Regions from separate parts of the Homo sapiens genome. Here region 1 is linked to region 2. A link is an interaction called in ENCODE POLR2A ChIA-PET data of the cell type or tissue named here. Cell type or tissue: GM12878. All regions are shown on one strand. Links, peaks and the distances in the headings refer to the core of each region. The heading gives the core; the rest is flanking DNA.

Evidence for each region. ChIA-PET counts read pairs that join two places held together with the same protein. Peaks named below come from ENCODE experiments on the same cell type or tissue, not always from the same donor. Only the 100,000 strongest peaks of a DNase experiment are listed, where the experiment ranks them.
Region 1: POLR2A ChIA-PET joins it to region 2 with 7 read pairs; 3 of 35 experiments call an interaction of 5 or more read pairs at or near these places.

What each region holds. Positions count from the first base shown.
Region 1 is chr15:92,929,474-92,938,495 of GRCh38, forward strand. CHD2 (chromodomain helicase DNA binding protein 2) reads left to right here. Exons shown (of 39, transcript NM_001271.4): 6 at 8,045-8,152. Among named protein-coding and RNA genes, the nearest start is that of MIR3175, 30 kb to the left of the region's middle. In GM12878, for the core only: no CTCF peak of the experiment used is centred there; no DNase peak of the experiment used is centred there.
Region 2 is chr15:92,638,357-92,647,356 of GRCh38, forward strand. All of the region lies in intron 1 of FAM174B (family with sequence similarity 174 member B), which reads right to left. Among named protein-coding and RNA genes, the nearest start is that of FAM174B, 13 kb to the right of the region's middle. RefSeq lists enhancers at 221-510, 1,274-1,373, 5,268-6,048, 5,668-5,787, 6,049-6,828. In GM12878, for the core only: no CTCF peak of the experiment used is centred there; no DNase peak of the experiment used is centred there; H3K4me3 peaks cover 367 bases; H3K27ac peaks cover 1,446 bases.

The DNA.
Region 1 (9,022 bases), core at 1,119-5,118, 290 kb after region 2:
TTATATTGGCTGAACATCCATTTTGGTAAGAAATTACATATTGTTGTTTCTGTATAATTTTAATGTTGCAGTTCATAAGCCAGAAAAATTTAATTTGTGGACTTAATGTGGAGTTTCTTTATAACATAGATTTATATGTTGATTTTTTAATTTAAAAAGTTCGATTTATATGATATGAAATTATTTGATTTTTTTTGAGAAATAATTTTTAAAGTCATTTTTTGGAGAGGGTGTGGATCCCGTTGACAATCTGAATTCTATAGCTTCTCTCAAAAATGTAGATATTCAAAACTTTGTATACCAGTTCAGGGGTTCTCATGTTAAACAGTTGTCCATGGCTTCTATTAAGAGCTCTAGGTACATATGCTCTGTTGTAAAATATTATTACTCTTTAGTAAGTGGCCTAAGGCAAGTCATTTGAGATTTTAAAACCCATTTCCTCATCTCCAAAAAAAAAAATAATACCATCTACCCAACAGGATTATTAGAAACTATGCTAAGATTTTGTGACATTAAATAAATGTAGGGTATTACAGAGCCTTACAGAAAAGTACTTAATTTTGCCCTGCTAGAGCGCATTCAGTTTTCATTTGTGTTTTGGAGAAATAGTAACTGTAAGCAAACCTGCACTTGGCATCTTAGAAGGCTTTTGTTCTGCCCCAGTCTCCTGGTCTGCTTGGGAGACTATTATCTGCTTACTGGTCTAATGGCCTTTTGAGTATCTTTCCTGAAATGTCCACCTTGATTACACCCTGGGAAATCCATGCATGTAATCATTACTTCACCATCTGGCTACATTCCTTTGGTCTCTTGACTGCAAGTTAAATGGTGCTATGCTTGAATTCTTGACTTCCTATTTTAATGGCCTTATTTGTGTGTGCAGAAGCCAGCGTTTTTTTCAGTCACTGTATAATACATTGCGCTTACTCTGGTTACTGGCTCATAGTCTTGTCAGCCTTTTTGTTTTGTTTTGTTTTGAGACAGGGTCTCACTCTGTTGCTCAGGCTGGAGTGCAGTGGCTTGATCTCAGCTCACTGCAGCCTTGGCTTGCTGGACTTAATTGACCCACCTAAGCCACTCGAGTAGCTGGGACTACAGGCATGTGCTATCATGCCCAGCTAAGTTTTTAAAAATTTATTGTATAGATGGGGTCTCACTATGTTTCTCAGGCTGGTTTCAACCTCCTGAGCTCAAGCAGTCCTCCAGCCTCGGTCTCCTAGGATTACAGGTGTGAGCCACTGTGCCCCGCCACTTATCAGTCTTAAGAATTCCCCAAAGTTGGCAACCTTCAGTAGCATATATGGACCTTTCTTTTCCTGAGTAGAACCTCTTAGTTCCTTGCAGAGTGGGATCTGTCTTCTTTTTCATATTGCTTCCCTACCCTAGGGCTGTTCATAGGAACTGCCTTGGGCTGAGATAGTTCCCCTCATGTTCCTGTGTTTGGGCACTGGGCTAGCCTTCGTTTCTGCTATTCTCTGGCCAGCTGGTGAGTATTGTGGATTTACAGAGAGCTCTTCTCCTGAGTCACCAGTTGAGATTCCTGAAAGATTAATTAGGGGAGGTCTTGTAGCTGCTGACACTCAAGTTGCAAGGCACTTTAGGAGCCTTCTGTGATCCAAGCTGAGCAAGTGTAACATAACCTAATGTGTGGTCACATGCATTTCAGAATTCAGACTCACTCAGAGAGTGAAAGGTTTGAAATATTGGCACAAAGAAATGCTTTTCTGAAACCCTGCAGATTTTATTCACACATTTTAGAGTTTTTAAAAAGGGACCATTTTGTAAAATTGGTTTAAAAAAATTAATTCCAAACTTTAGGAAAGTTGCAAGAATAAAAGTGCAGTACAAAGGACACCTTATATACTTTACCCAGATTACCATTTTTCCTCCATTTGCTTTATTATTATGGGTGCTGTTTATTTAAGAGAGAGGGTCTTGCTCTGTCACCTAGGCTAGAGTGCAGTGGTGCAACCTTGGCTCTCTGCAGCCTCAATCTCCTGAGCTCAAGTGATCCTCCTACCTCAGCCTCCCAAGTAGCTGGGACGACAGGCGTGCACCACCATGCCTGATTTTGTATTTTTGTAGACATAGAGGTCTCACTACGTTGCCCTGGCTGTTCTCAAACTCCTGGCCTCAAGTTATCCTCTCACCTTGCTCTCCAAAAGTGTTGGGATTAGCATACGTGAGCCACTGCACCCAGCCTGTGTATATTTATATATATACAAACATAATGTTTTTTATGAACTATTTGAGACTAAAATTCATAAAATTTTACCTTTTATCCCTTTACCTTAAATATGTAAGGTGTATTTCTTAAAAATAAGGATTTTCTCTTTTATAAGCACAGTACAGTACAGATTCAACTTAGATTTAAAACATTGCTGACGTACTTTTTTTTTTTTTTTTTTGAGACGCAGTCTGGCTTTGTCGCCAGGCTGGGGTACAGTGGCGCAATCTCGGCTCACTGCAGCCTCCGCCTCCGGGGTTCAAGCAATTCTCCTGCCTTAGCCTCCCGAGTAGCTGGGACTACAGGCGTGCGCCACCACGTCCAGCTAATTTTTTCTATTTTTAATAGAGACGGGGTTTCACCATGTTGGCCAGGATGGTCTCAGTCTCTTGACCTCGTTATCAGCCTGTCTTGGCCTCCCAGAGTGCTGGGATTGCAGGCTTGAGCCACCGCACCTGGCTGCTGATGTACTTTTGTCTGATTCATATTTCAGTTTTGTCAATTAACCCAATAAAGTCTTTCATAATATTTTTCCATCTCTACTACAGGATCTAGTTTAGGGTCAGTTACATACAATTAGTTGCACATCTTTTTTTTTTTTTTTAATTGTACTTTAAGTTCTAGGGTGTATGTGCACAATGTGCAGGTTTGTTACATATGTATACATGTGTCATGTTGGTGTGCTGCACCCGTTAACTCGTCATTTACATTAGGTATATCTCCTAATGCTGACCCTTCCCCCTCCCCCCCACCCCATGACAGGCCACAGTGTGTGATGTTCCCCACCCTGTGTCCAAGTGTTCTCATTGTTCAATTCCCACCTATGAGTGAGAACGTGCGGTGTTTGGTTTTCTGTCCTTGCGATAGTTTGCTCAGAATGATGGTTTCTAGCTTCATCCATGTCCTTACAAAGGACATGTCTGATTTCTTTAATTGGGAGCACTTTCACAGCCTTCTTTTGCTTTTAGGACATTGATGTTTTTGAAGAATGCAGTCTTGCAAGGGACTGTGTTCTTTGCAGAATTACGAAGAGACCAATTACCCCGTCACGATTTGTATTAGGTTTTTATTTTTTGGGATGGACTCTCGCTCTGTCGCCCAGGCTGGAGTACGATGGCGCAATCTCAGCTCACTGTGACTCAAGTGATTCTCCTGCCTCATCCTCCTGAGTAGCTGGGATTACAGGCATGCGCCACTGTGCCCAGCTGATTTTTGTATTTTTAATAGACATGGGGTTTCACCATGTTGCCCAGGCTGGTCTTGAACTCCTGACCTCAGGTGATCCACCCGCCTCAGCCTCCCTAAGTGCTGGGCTTATAAGATGAGCCACCGCGCCCGGCCCCTTTTTTTTTTTTTTTTTAAGTTAAAGAGACAGGGTCTTCCTCTATTGGTGCACATGTGTGGCCATAGCTCACTGCAACCTTGAACTCCTGAGCTCAAGTGATCCTCTTGCTTCAGTCTCCCCAGTAGCTGGGACTGTAGGCACGTACAACCACATCCAGCTGTATTCATACTTTTAAAGCTTAGAAGAAGTTATACAGCACAATGGACCTGCACAATATTTAAAATATTTTTAAATTAGTTAGCATCATTTAATTGAGAGTGCATAACAATCTGTGTTTTTAGCTTCTTTTGAGAAAATTTGGTAATGCTGGCTTATGTAACAGTGATGGACCAGGAGTTCTCCATTTTGCCTTGTTTGCAGTTCTCATCTGGCCCCTGTGAGTATTTGAGATTGTAATCTCTGACTTAGAGTCATACAAACAAACAAAACATTGAACTTTTTTTAACCAACTCAGATGCTGTTTTGATTAAACTCTTTTTTTCATGCATTACCTCTTAATGTTATCCAAATTGCGCAGTGTTGTATAAGATTTTTGTTGACTTCTGGTCCTGGTGGTTTTGTTTTGTTTTTGTTTTTGAGACGGCGTTTTATTCTTACCAGGTGGGAGTGCAGTGCAGTAGCACATTCACAGCTCACTGCAGCTTTGACCTCCTGGGCTCAAGTGATTCTCCCACCTTAGCCTCCTGAGTAGTTGGGACTGCAGGCGCACACCACCACACCAAGCTAATTTCTTAATTTTTTGTAAAGGCTGGGTCTCACTCTGATGCCCAGGCTGGCCTTGAACTCCTTGGTTCAAGCCATCCTCCCACCATGGCCTCCCAAAGTGTTGGGATTACAGGCATGAGCCACTGTGCCCGGCCCTTTTCCAGTGTTTTGAATTGGAGATTGTCACATACCTGTAACACAGTGGAAGGGAATCCCTATTAGCCTCAGATTTCTGTTGATCATTGGAATTTTTTTTTCAAAAGCATGCTTTCTTGGGGAAATCTACTGAAGACTGAGGAAACAAAAGTAGCTACTTCCCTCTTCCAGATGTCTTCTAAGTGGAGGAAAAAGGAGTTTTCTTTTTTACAGACAGTTAATAGCAAGCCTTACCAACTCTTGGTCAAAGTTCTGGCTCATTATATTTAAAAGTAGCTTTTGTTCATTTCCTACTTTACAGTTGATTAGATTTGATTTGTCTGTCTTAGGATTTGTGTCTAGCCAACCACCTTTTCCCAATAAAGGAAGAAAACTATACACATTTAAATTGCATTTTGACTTTTTCCATGTCTATTTACATTGCCTTGGGGCCTCTTGGCTAAATCTTGGTATTTTTCTCCCTAGTTCTCAAAATTTCGGGAAAAATTTAGTTGAATTATGTGTTTTTACAGTATCTAGGGGGGACTCTGTTAATGGCCTCTAAAGCTGGATATTGTAAGTTTCCTTTGATAGACATTTTTTGCTCACGATCTCATATCTTAAACTATTCTTTATTGTAGACTGACTTACAATGTATGGCTTAGTGGTGGAGTCTTGATAAGATTTGCATTTTATAAGAGGCCAGTAATGTAGGAGAGGACAGCAGTTTCACATGTGGGAGAGCCTTATACATCTGTAGGGTTGGGAAGTAATTTCTTTGTAACAGCTCAGTCACTTTTTTCACTTCACCCATTCTTCACAGTGACTTAGTATTGCTGGTCCTTACTATCTTTTTTCTCGTTCTTGAAAATGAAAAGAAAACGTGAAAGAATCCAACCAATTTCAAATATACATACACACACACTTAGGCCTTTTAAACCTTGAGTTTTTCAAATACTCCCAGGACGTGTAAGCCTGGCTTTAATGTTTCCTGATTCTTTGGTCCTCAGTGAGTTATGATTGAAAGTAGCAGGGCTGAGGGTTGGTGATATGGCCAAGCAACTCATTTCCTCACTGCACTTCAGTTTCCTTCTCTGGGAGGAGAACTTTGGACTAGTTGATTTGCTAAGTTTTTTTTTTCTTTCTTTCTTTCTTTTTTTTTTTTTTGAGAACAGAGTCTCGCTTTGTCACCTAGGCTGGAGTGCAGTGGCCCGATCTCGGCCCACTGTAAGCTCCACCTCCCGGGTTCACGCCATTCTCCTGCCTCAGCCTCCAGAGTAGCTGGGACTACGGGCGCCCGCCACCACGCCTGGCTAATTGTTTTGTATTTTTAGTAGATACGGGGTTTCACCACGTTAGCCAGGATGGTCTCAATCTACTGACCTCGTGATCCGCCCGCCTCGGCCTCCCAAAGTGCTGGGATTACAGGCGTGAGCCACCGCGCCCGACCTTTTTTGCATTCTTATATTGGGAGATTCTAAGTCCTCCTGGTTGTTCATAAGTCTGTAAATCTGTAATCTAACTGGAAAACTCTAGCCTCAACACATCCATTCTCTGTGTTTGCTGTCTGCTATACTTATAGAAGTGGACCTCATTGGTGGCCCTGGTTTAGGTTCTCAATTCCTGGGGGAGATATGGTAATTAGAATTTATTGGTGAATCTTTCTTATCTGAAGGACTAGCTGTTCATATTCCTTCAAGCATGCTTCTACTTCTCTCCAGTTTGACTGTGTAAGCCCCCTCTGAGGGGTAAACTGTTGTGGACTTGGTCTGAGGGAGACTGCAGACTCATGCTGGTCTCCCACTTACTGTAAACATCTTCCTTTCTTCCTTCCTGGTGATCACCTTATATTCCTTGGATTCTTAGCAAACATTTATTGTACTATGCTCCGGGGAAGCAGAATTAGACCAGTGTCCAGAGTGTATATACGAAGGTCTTTGTTTTAAAGAGACTGAAGGATATTAGGCAATACTAACAGGCCTTTCTGTCTTACCAGAAGCACCCCTACCCGTCTGACTGATAGACTAATTGCGCATTCTTTCATTGATTTTTTTTTTTTTAACCTAACAAAGAAACATCTCCATTTGCCTGACTTTGGCTAAACTCTGGTACAAAGACGAACAAAAAGTCTTGGTGTACAAGGACCCATCTACTGGGGAAATGCATATGGAAACACGCAGTGCTAGTAGAAGTTGAATAATATTCATAAAATTGCTCCACTGACCGTCCGTGGAAGGCCTGAATTGTTGTTTTTTCCCCCTAAGGTCTCCACCAATTCAGGTTTAGGGTGACCGTTGTAGCTTTTAGGAAGGTTCTCAATCTGCACATCAGCCACCTCCTTTCAATAAGCTTTCACCATTACTTGACCTGTTCTCCCATGAAGAATATTGATTTGACATTTGTCTTGTTGTAGCTGTTGTCTTTAGTATGACCTCATTCCCTATAAAGTGACCCATAGGCAAATTGGTAATTGTTTGATTTACAGAGAAGCCCCAGGCACTTGCCTGTCAGTTTTTTCCTAGGTATTTCATGCCTAGCAGCTATTACATGTTTCTTCCCTCTTCTCTGTAGGTGAGAAATGAGTGGGGTCCCTGCAATATCTTGTTGGATTTTCAAGTAAACTAAAACTGTTTGGGATAGTAGGACGCCTGTAGGTTATGGCTCTTTCAAGCCTTCTAAGAATTCAAGGAGCAAAGGAACATCTACTGTATCTAATAATTATTAAAAACTACATCTTTAGCTGAACAGATTAGTTATATGATAGGTTTATTGTTGAAAAATAATTTTAGGGACTGTTTCCTTAAATGTATTCTAGAGACTTAAAATATCTAGTATAGTGGTTCTCAGAGTTTCTACCCAGTATCAGCATTACTTGAATTTGTTGAAATTCATATTTTTTAGGCCTCAACTGAGACCTACTGCATCAGGAGCTCTGACTAGGGCCCAGAAATCTTTTTTTTTTTGATGGAGGAGGGGCAGATAGGGGCAGGGTTTCACTCTTAACCGCCTAGGGTGGAGTACAGTGGCAAAATCACAGCTGACTGCAACCTCAAACTCCTGGGTTCAAGTGATCCTTCCGCCTCCTCAGCCTCCTTAGTAACTAGGACTGTAGACATGCTCCACCAGGCCTGGCTCAATTTTAAAATTTTAACTTTAATTTTTCTGGAGAGGTGTCTTGTATTGCTCAGCTTGGTCTTGAGCTCCTGGACTCAAGTGAAACTCCCACCTTGGCCTCCCAAAGTGCTGAGATTACAGGCATGGACCATCTCACTTGGCCCAGAAATCTTTTTTAACAAGCCCTTTAGGTGGTCCTGATAACATTTTAAAATTTTGGAAGCACTGATCTTGTGCATGTTATGGTTTCAATCTTGTCAATAAGAGTAGTAAATGAAAAAAGTACATATATATCCATTTTTATTTATTTTTGTTACTGGAGATAAAATAGGAATCGATATTATGTAGTCCAGGAAGGATCACAATTCAAGTTTAAATGGAGCTAGAATCTCTTTTAGCATGTCTAAAATGTGCATGTTCTGCCCTTTGGATAGTAAAATTGAAATTGGTTTTGTCGGATTATTTATCTTGAAGGATTCTTTTAGAAAAAAATTACTTTGTTTTGCTTTTGATCACAGAGAAAAATGGAAACAGGAACCCTCAGAAGATGAACAGGAACAAGGCACCAGTGCAGAGAGTGAGCCAGAACAAAAAAAAGTAAAAGCCAGAAGACCTGTCCCCAGAAGGTGCACTGTTTGCTTAAGATCTCTACTTGGGATGAGCTTAATCTGCTGTAGATTGGGAAGGATAATGTCGTGCTGAAATGAGAGCTTTAATGAGATGCATTGTGTTTTGATTCTGCGTTTTAGATATCTGTGGTTCACTTTCAGCCAGCCTACATTGCAGGTCTTACTGCTTCTTTCTTCGCAGACTGGCTATCGTGGGGCAAACATGTCTTCCGCTTTTAGTAAAACTCCTTATATGTTTGGCCAGGGTACAGTCTCTTTTTGGGAGAACAAATTGTTTAAAACACTGTTTGCCTGGCTTAAAGCATACTTGAGTGGTTTATTACCTTGTTCATAAAATCTATATAACATTAAACAAATAATCTGATTGTGTAGAGAAGGAGGTAGGCTGAAATAGCAGCAAATTATGCTAATTTTTGATAAGACAGATGGCAGCCTAAGATAGTGATGACAGGAAAAGGGAGTCAGAAGACAGGCCCCAGGGAAAATTACCTCCTTGTAGTATTGCTTAGAATGGACTCAGCAAACTATGCCCTTTGGGCCAAATTTCATCCACCACCTATTTTCATATGGCCTGTGAGCTAAGAATAGTTTTTATAGATGAACATTTCTAATTTACAGTTTAAGGATAGAGAGCACTAAATTTGAACTCCAATTAAGTGAAATGTTATCCCCTCAAAAACAATTCTGTTCTCATTAGTAGATATATATTGCAGTAAATGTACCTGATTATTTCATTTTGAATTATTTAAAAAAATTTGTGAAAATTTATTTTCTTTCATTATGTAAGGACCTATACATTGGTCCCCATTTTGCCTCTTGGCTGGCAGAGCCTAAAATATTTACTCTCTGGCCATTTACAGAAAAAGT
Region 2 (9,000 bases), core at 4,814-8,813:
ATGGACTGTTCACCAGCTGCTCAGAAACAGGTTTCGTGTGAGTGCTCATACGTCCCACTTATACAAACAAGGAGGCCGAGGGAGGACACCAGGCCCTGGCAGCCTACAGAGGGGGAGGCCTTCCTTCCTCGCCCTCACCCACGAAGAGAATAAAACAGGACTAAACCCTTTAGACTCAGTTCAGTTTTGAGTGTGACAGTCAGAGCCACCAACTCAAAGTGCAGCGACTGAGGTTCAGGGGTCAGCCCTGCAATTCCCCTGTTGGTGTGCTTCTGAGCAAGCCTCTCGTCATGAACCCGAATTTCTTCATCCATTTCTACTTCCTGCCAGGTGTGGTCCGGGTTCTGATGACACAGCCTCTAACACTTCTCACTCTACTTACTCCAGGGGGCCACAGGCTTTCTCACTTCTCCTGAGGCCATTGCAGGACATCGCAACCAGGCTGGGTTTTCTCCTTCTTCCGAATCCTGCAGCCCCTCTTCATAGGCACATCCCTGCCACGGGGCACTGTCTACACATGACCTCCAGGCACACAGGCCCCTCCTGCGTCATCCACAGCACTGGGGTGACGGTACCAGCAGGCACTGTGAGGCGACAACCCTGAGTGCCAGCTAATGCACATGTGATCTCATCACAGCCTCCCGCCAGTGAGGCAAGGAGGGCTCCCATTATCAAGGCAAGGAAACCAAGGCCAGAAGGCACTGAGTGACCTGTCCCAGGAAGCAAGCAGAGCTCGAATCCAGATGCATCACACTCCACAACATGAGCCCTTCACACTCCAACAAGAGGGTAGGAACTCACCTCGGACCTCTGGATGTGCCCCAACCCTACGACTCGGCATTCAACAGACACTTCTCAGGACCCAGAGGTGCCCCTGCAAGTTCTTTTGGTTGCCAGCCAGCTCCCGCGATAACCAAAAGCAACCAAAACAAGCTTGTGTCAACAGAAGGAGGGCACGCTGCGCCTCTGACTAGGAAGTTTCAATCTCATAAAGATTTCAAGCCATCTAAATTAATCTGCAAGCTCAGTGAAATGCAGTAAGATACCGACCAATTTCTGCTGGGGATCTAAATGAGCTGATTCCAAAATTCATGAGGATGGGAGAAGCAGCAAGAATGGAATAGCCATGAAAATTCTATAAAGGAGTTAGATTAGTAAAACATGCTGTAAAACTACAATAACTGAACACAGTGTGATAAGGTTTGGAACTGTGTCCCCAACCAAATCTCATGTTGAACTGTAATCCCCAGTGCTGGAGGTGGGGCCTGGTGGAAGGTGACTGGATCATGGGGGTGGGCCTTCATGAACGGTTTGGCACCATCCTCTTCGCGCTGTTCTTATGATAGTGAGTGGGTGAGTGCCTGAGAGATCTGGTGGTTTAAAAGTGGGTGATACCTCCCGCCTTGCTCTTTCTCTTGCTCCTGCTCCCACCATGTGAGTGCCTGCTCCCCTTTGCCTTCCACCATGATTGGAAGCTTCCTGAGGCCTCCCCAGAAGCAGAAGCTGCTATGCTTCCTGTACAGCATGCTGAACCATTAGCCAATACCCAGTCTCAGGTATTTCTTTATAGCAGTGCAAGAACAGACTAATACACAGTGGCATCCCACACTAACAATCAGATGCTATAGCAGAATAGAAAGTCCAGAAATACACCCAAATACACACTGGAATCTAGTATAGGATAAAGATGGCATTTCAAATGAGTGAGAAAAAGGTAACTCATTAAATATTTTGTTGATAACCACCCATATCTCACACTTTGTATCAGCATAAATTAGACGGATCAGACTTAAATGTAGAAAATAAAACCATAGAAGTACTAGAAGAAAACATGGGAGAAATCCAAAATCCATTTTTTTAAAAAAGGATGATAAATGTAAACACATAAAAATGTCTTAAAGTCAAGGTAAATAGGCGGGGAGCAGTGGCTCACACTTGTAATCCCAGCACTTTGGGAGGCTGAGGTGGGCAGATCACCTGAGGTCAGGAGTTCGAGACCAGCCTAGCTAACATGGTGAAACCCCATCTCTACCAAAAATACAAAAATTAGCCGGGCATGGTGGTGGGCACCTGTCATCCCAGCTATTCGGGAGGCTGAGGCAAGAGAATTGCTTGAGCCCATGAGACATAGGTTGCAGTGAGTGGAGATCGTGCCACTGCACTACAGCCTGGATGACAAAGTGAGACTCCATCTCAAAAAAAAAAAAAAAAAAAAAAAAAAAAAAAAGTCAAAGGAAATGATATACTGGGAGAACTATTTCCAACTCATCATAAATTTTGGTTTTTGTTTTTTGGTTTTTGTTTTTTTTTAAGACACAGTCTCACTCTGTCACCCAGGAGTGCAGTGGCATGATTTTGGCTCACTGCAACCTCTGCCTCCCAGGTTAAAGTGTTTATCCTGCCTCAGCCTCCCAAGTAGCTGGGATTACAGGCACACACCACCACACTCAGCCAATTTTTGTATTTTTAGTAGAGATGGGGTTTCACCATGTTGGCTAGGCTGGTTTTGAACTCCTGACCTCAAGTGATCCACCCGCCTCAGCCTCCCAAAGTGCTGGGATTACAGGCATGAGCCACCGCGCCTGGCTAACATATTATAAATGTTTTAAAATTTAATCTCCTTAATATATATATAGTCCCTAAAAACCAATAAAAAAGATCAATAATCTAATTGAAAAACTGGTAAAGAACATAACACAGGCAGTTCACACACACACACACACACACAAACCTAAATGGCTCCGCATTCTTAACTATGAAAAAATGTCCAATCTCACTTTCAATAAGATAAATGTAATTTTGATCTTCACAGAGATTCAATTTTTCACCTATTAATTTAGCAAAAATAGAAATGTCTGAAAACACACTGTTGGCAAGGATGTACAGAAACACTCTCTCATTACTTGTTTGTGGACATGTAAATTGTTACAACATATACAGAGAGCAGTGTGACAATATCCATCAGTTACAAAAGGTATAGCCCTTAGTCGGCAATTCCATTTCTAGGAATTTGTCCTACAGGTATGTTTCCACATGTGTGAAATGACACCTACATGCCCATTAACAGAAGACTGATTAAATAAATTATGTTACATCCATATAATGAACACTAAGCACCTATATAAATGAATGAAGAGCTTTTTAGGAATAACCACTCAGACACACAAGATATTTTTATAAAGCAAGGTAAAAAGCATAGTGTATGTGTAAGAGATAGAAAAGATATCCACATGCAAAAGAATAAAGTTGGACTCCTATAAATCATCTAAAAAAATTAACTCACACAATATACAAAAATTACCTCAAAATGGAACTTACATATAAGTATGTAAGACTTATATGTAAGAGCTAAATTTTTAGAAAAAAATAGCATAAATCTTTGCGACACTAGATTAGACAATGGCTTATTAAATATGACACCAGAAGCAAAAGCAACAAAAGAAAAAACTAGATAAATTGGACTCATCAAAATTTAAAACTTTTGTGCTTCAAAGAATATAATCAAGAAAGTGAAAAGACACCCCCATAGAATGGGAGGAATCACTTGCAAACTATACATCTGATCAAAGTATTTTTATGTAGAATATATGAAGAACTCTTACCCATCAATAATAAAAAGACAAATAACCCAATGTAAAATGGGCAAAAGACCTGAATAGACAGTTCTCAAAAGAAGATTTACAAATGCACAATACACGAAGGCAAACAAGGTCAACATGACTAGCCATCAATGCATTGCAAATTAAACACACAACGAGATACCACTTTATACCTTAGGATGGCTATAAGCAAAAAGACAGACAATAACAAATGTTGGTGAGGATATAAGAAATCATAACCCTCATACACTTCTAGTGAGATGTAAACTAGTACAGCAATTTGGAAAACCATTTGGCAGTTTGTCAAAAGGTTAAACATGGAGTTATCATATGACCCAGCAATTCCACTCCTAGGTGTATATTCCCAAGAGCCATCAAAATACATGTCCACACAAAAACTCATATACTTGTTCAGAGCAGCATTATTCATAATAGCCCCAAAAAGGAAACAACTTAAATACCTGATATGGTTTGGCTGTGTCCCCACCCAAAGCTCATCTTGAATTGTAGTTCCCATAATCCCCATGTGTTGTGAGAGGGACCTTGTGGGAGGTGATTAGATTATGGGGGTGGTTCCCCCATGCTGTTCTCATGATAGTGAGTTCTCACAAGATTTGATGGTTTTATAAGGGGATTTTCCCCAATCCACTTTGCACTTCTCTCTCCTGCCACCATGAGGACATGTTTGCTTCCTCTTCCGCCATGATTATAAGTTCCCTGAGGCCTCTCCTGCCATGCAGGTTTAACTGTGAGGCAATTAAACCTCTTTCCTTCATAAATTTCCCAGTCTCAGGCAGTTCCTTATAGCAGCCCCTGAGAACAGGCTACTACAATATCTATCTATTGATGAATGGGTAAATAAAAGATGGTATACCCATTCGATGGAACATAACGGCAATAAAAAGAAATGACACATGCCACACATAGATGAACCCTGAAAACACTGTACTAAATAAAATAAGCTATTCACAAAAGACCACACATTGTATGGTCCCATGTATATGAAAGACCAGAAAAGGGAAATCTATACACAGAAAGAAAATTCAGAGACACATAGAGATTAACTACTATGGATTCATGGTTTCAGTCTGGAGTGATGAATGTATTCTAAAATTGATTTCAGTGATAGATGCACAACTCTGTAAATATACTAAAAACCATTGAGTTGGACACTTTATTTGTTTTTTTTTTTTAAGAGAGGTGGGGTCTGGCTATGTTGACCAGGCTGGTCCAAACTCCTGGCATCAAGCAATCCTCCCATCTTGGCCCCCAAAGTGCTAGGATTACAGGCATGAGCCACCATGCCTGGCTGGGTTGGACACTTTAAATGAGTGAATATAGTATATAAGTTATATCTCACCAAAGTCATTATAAGAAATAGGGAAGGAATGTGTGTGTGTGTGTGTGTGTGTGTGTGTGTGTATGCATGTATATATTACACTCACTTGCTTCTATATTTATAAAATCTCCCTGGAAAGATTTGACAAGAAATTGACAACACAAAGTGAAGAAAACTGTGTGGCTAAAAGGTAAGAATACTTTTTGCTATATGCTCTTTTGTTCTTTGTGAATTTTGAACCATGTGAATATATGACCTAATTTAAAACCAAGTATATAAATACAATTCAATGTAAATCATTAAAATAAATTTTGAAATGGAGTAAGTCTGTGTCAGGCTGCCCCTCTGGCAGGAGACCCTTCTCCCAGGGCCCACCCATGGCTGACTCCATGTGGCTTTGCCCGGCTATCCTGGTGACTTCAGAACCCAAACTCAGTGACTCAAACCTTTCCTCCACCTGGAGGAAATGGAAATAGTGGGCTGTTTCCATTTTTAAGCCCACTAAAGTAGTTCTGTAGCCCAAGGACCAGCGTTCTGCCAAAACCATATTACTTGTCAATGAACAGCACACGTGAACTCTGACATTTGGAAAAAGTAATCAAGAAAATGAAAATGGATCATGGGAGAGGAAGACTGAAGCACACAGGTGCCGCCAGTGTAGACAGGAGGACTAGCAGGCGACCCTGAGCCAAGCGGTCCCTCCAATGCTCTGAGGACACAGACCTGTTTCGCTTTTACCCTCTGAGCTCTACGCTGCACCTCCTCCTCAGGACATAAGAAGTAACAGAGCTTCCCCCAGAAAACCAGCTACACTTGAAGAAATGAAGAACATGACTCAGAACCCACTCTTCAGCCCTAGCCTCTGCCCCACCCTGTAAGGAAGCAGGTGTTGGAGGCCCCTGGACAATCAACAGGCTAGCCAGGGTCTCACCACCATGGCCTGCCACCAAGACACATTCCCAATAACCAGCCTACCTCCCTTTCTGCCCTGGGCACAGCCCTCTGAGCTCCACCCGACACCTTCCACCTAGAGCATTTTCGACAAGCCACTGAGAGGCAAACACCGGTGTGATAGAAATCTCATCTTACTCCACTGCAGATGGGCCACTTCAGACAAATAAGTCACATGAGGCAAAAGCATTTTCCTCTAGTGCAGCAAGAGCCTCCAGATCTCCAGCAGCCAAGCTCCAACACCATCCAGCTCCGGCAGAACCCTCCCCAACACAGAGGCTGGGGAGACCCTGGATGCACCCTCGCCTCACCCCTGTCCTAGGGCACCCCCTCCCCACCACGCTGCAGCCCCTCAGTTCCAGCACCCAGCACCCAGTCACCAGTCAAGCACCATGGCTCAACATACCAGGTCAATAACTCAAATGCCCCAAGGCCTTGTAGACAAAAGAAACCAGAGCAGCAGGACTGCTGAGACCTAAACAAGGGAACAAACAACAGTGACAAGTGGTGGACAATACTCTGTCTTCAAGTCAAAAAGGCACAAATAGCGGCACCCTGCCCAGCCTAGGTGGAGTGGCAGCCACCAAGCTCCTGCCCGGCTGCCCCGGAACAGAGGTCTTGCACTTCCATGTATCCCCACCTGTCAAAAGAAGGAGGAAATCTAGATTTTTATATAAAGGCTCCTAACTTTTAAGTGTTCTCAACTATCTTAGTTTTTAAAACACTGTGCAGATCAAAAAACAAAACAAATGTCTGTGGGCCACATTTTTCAGCCCCAGGCCATCAGTTTACCATCTCTGACTTGGTTCTCTGACCATGGTTCATTAGGTCCTACGTGCCAAGCATGAGTGATATTTAGTAACTCAGCTCAAAATCATGAGCCCAGAGAGATGTAATGATATGCACGTTCCACTAAATCCTTCCTTATCTCTGTTCACCAACAGTTCAACCATGACTAAGGAGTATTGACCATTATTTATATAATCTAGCTGCTTCCTCTACCTCCTGGGCACCATCCCATTGGGGTTAACCAAGTGTTAGCACTGTTGGTTGACCCCAGGATGGGCATGCAGCACACAGCACAGACCGTGCCCCTGGGGGCTTACGCTTCATAGAGGATCATCCAGCATGGGCCAGACAACCCTGAAGAGCTCAATGACAAGTCTTCAGGTTTTTCTTCATTACACTAAAGTGTTTAGCCTCCATCTGCTCCCCATCCTGTTTCTCTTTCCCTCTCTCAGTCCCTGAGGGATAAATCCAATGCTTACTCTTCCAAGACAAAAGCAGCACACAGTAAATCCGGCAACAGCAAATGCCCCAAGACCTGTTCCTCCAGCTCTCGGGTGTGTTTGCAAAGGGTTGGTTCTGCTTTGTTTTTATATAAGGGGCCAGGGAAGGGAAGTGAGGTTTAAAGCAGAGAAGGTAGCCCCTAGGGGCAGCCCCATGGGGTCAAGGACAGCGGCAAGATGACCCAGAGGGGCCCTTGGTGGACCCAGGGGACCTGACCACCACCTGGAAACTCTGAGGTCACAGTGCTTTGGGGCACATGTCGTAAGGGGCCCTTTCAGTACCACTTATCCCTGCCACCCAGGTAGGGGAGGGTGGGAATGTCAGTCCTCACCACCCACTCCTTCTAGGCAGATGCTCCCAATGCCCCTCCACCCAGCCCCAAGGCCCAGCTGCATGGCTGGAGTTTTCATGAGCAAGTTTCACCTGTGAGTCCTCTTCTTCCTCACCAAACCTATCCCTTTCCCTGCCTGGTCACCCCCTTCACAATGCCCCCCTTCTCTATGCCCTTCAGGACAGCCTGACACTTTCCTCTTTCTCCTCTTCATCCATTCAGGCCTCCAGTCCTCCCAAGTGGTCCTTCCAGCACCTTCCACGGGTCTCCCCAGACATCCTGCACCCCCCACACCAGCCACGTCACTATTCATGCATTCTTGGTAAATCCTTGGTACAACCTGATCTGGACCAACATTTCTAGAGAAGCCCTGTGATTACTTCACTCTTGTATTAAAATCCTCCATTTGCTCCTCTCACCCACTACAAATCTCCTAGTCCTCCAGCTGGAATTGGCTTCCAAAATCCAGCTGCAATGGGAAGGGTGAGGCGGACTCCTCCCCTTCCCCAGCTGCTCATCCTTGAGCAAGACACTTCAACAACTGAGCCTTGGTTTTCTCATCTGTGAAATGGGGATGATAAACCAAAATTGAAATTCTAAGCCCCCCAACCATCTGAATGAACCCCTCCTCTCAGCAAGGCTATTGACAGCAATTTGGAATCTCAGCAGTGCCAAAGCTAACCCGAAAAACTAATTCAGGCCATGATGGGAAGGGTGGGGGGTTGGACATACCTGATTCTACCCTCCTCCCTTTTGGATTTATTGATAGACCCTCTAAGTCTGACAAGAAACATTTACAATCTATTCTCTCCAAAGCCTGCCACCTGGAGGCTTCGCCTGCATAATAAAACCTTGGTCTCCACACCCACTTATCTTAACCCAGACATTTCTAAGTTTTAGACAATAACTTAACTCTTTCAACCAACTGCCAATCAGAAAATCTGTGAATCTACCTATGGCCTGGAAGTTATCCCCCCTTCCACTTATCCTGCCTTTCTGGACCAAACCAATGTACATCTTACATGTATTTGATATCTCATGTCTCCCTAATATGTATAAAACTAAGCTGTACCCCAACCACCTTGGGCACATGTTCTCAGGATCTCCTGAGGGCTGAGTCATGGGCCAGTGGCCACTCATATTTGGCTCAGAATAAATCTCTTTAAATATTTTACAGAGCTTGACTCTTTTTGTCGACAGGACTGACAGTGCACCACTCATAGGAGTGAGGAAAACATATAAAATGCTTATCACAGAGTCCGTTACACAGTAAGGGCTTAATAAATACTAGTTGCTATTATTGTCATCAACATCACAATTTCCAAGTGATTTCACAAACCCTACCCTCAGCAAAGCTTGCTTCACCCATCTGGTCCTGGAAGAACCTCTTCTTCCTCCCATCCTGCCAAGTCCTAATCGTCCTCCTCCTCCACCATGCCTTCCCAGACCATTCTGGTCCCTGACCCATCCTTTCTCAGTTTACCTAGCAT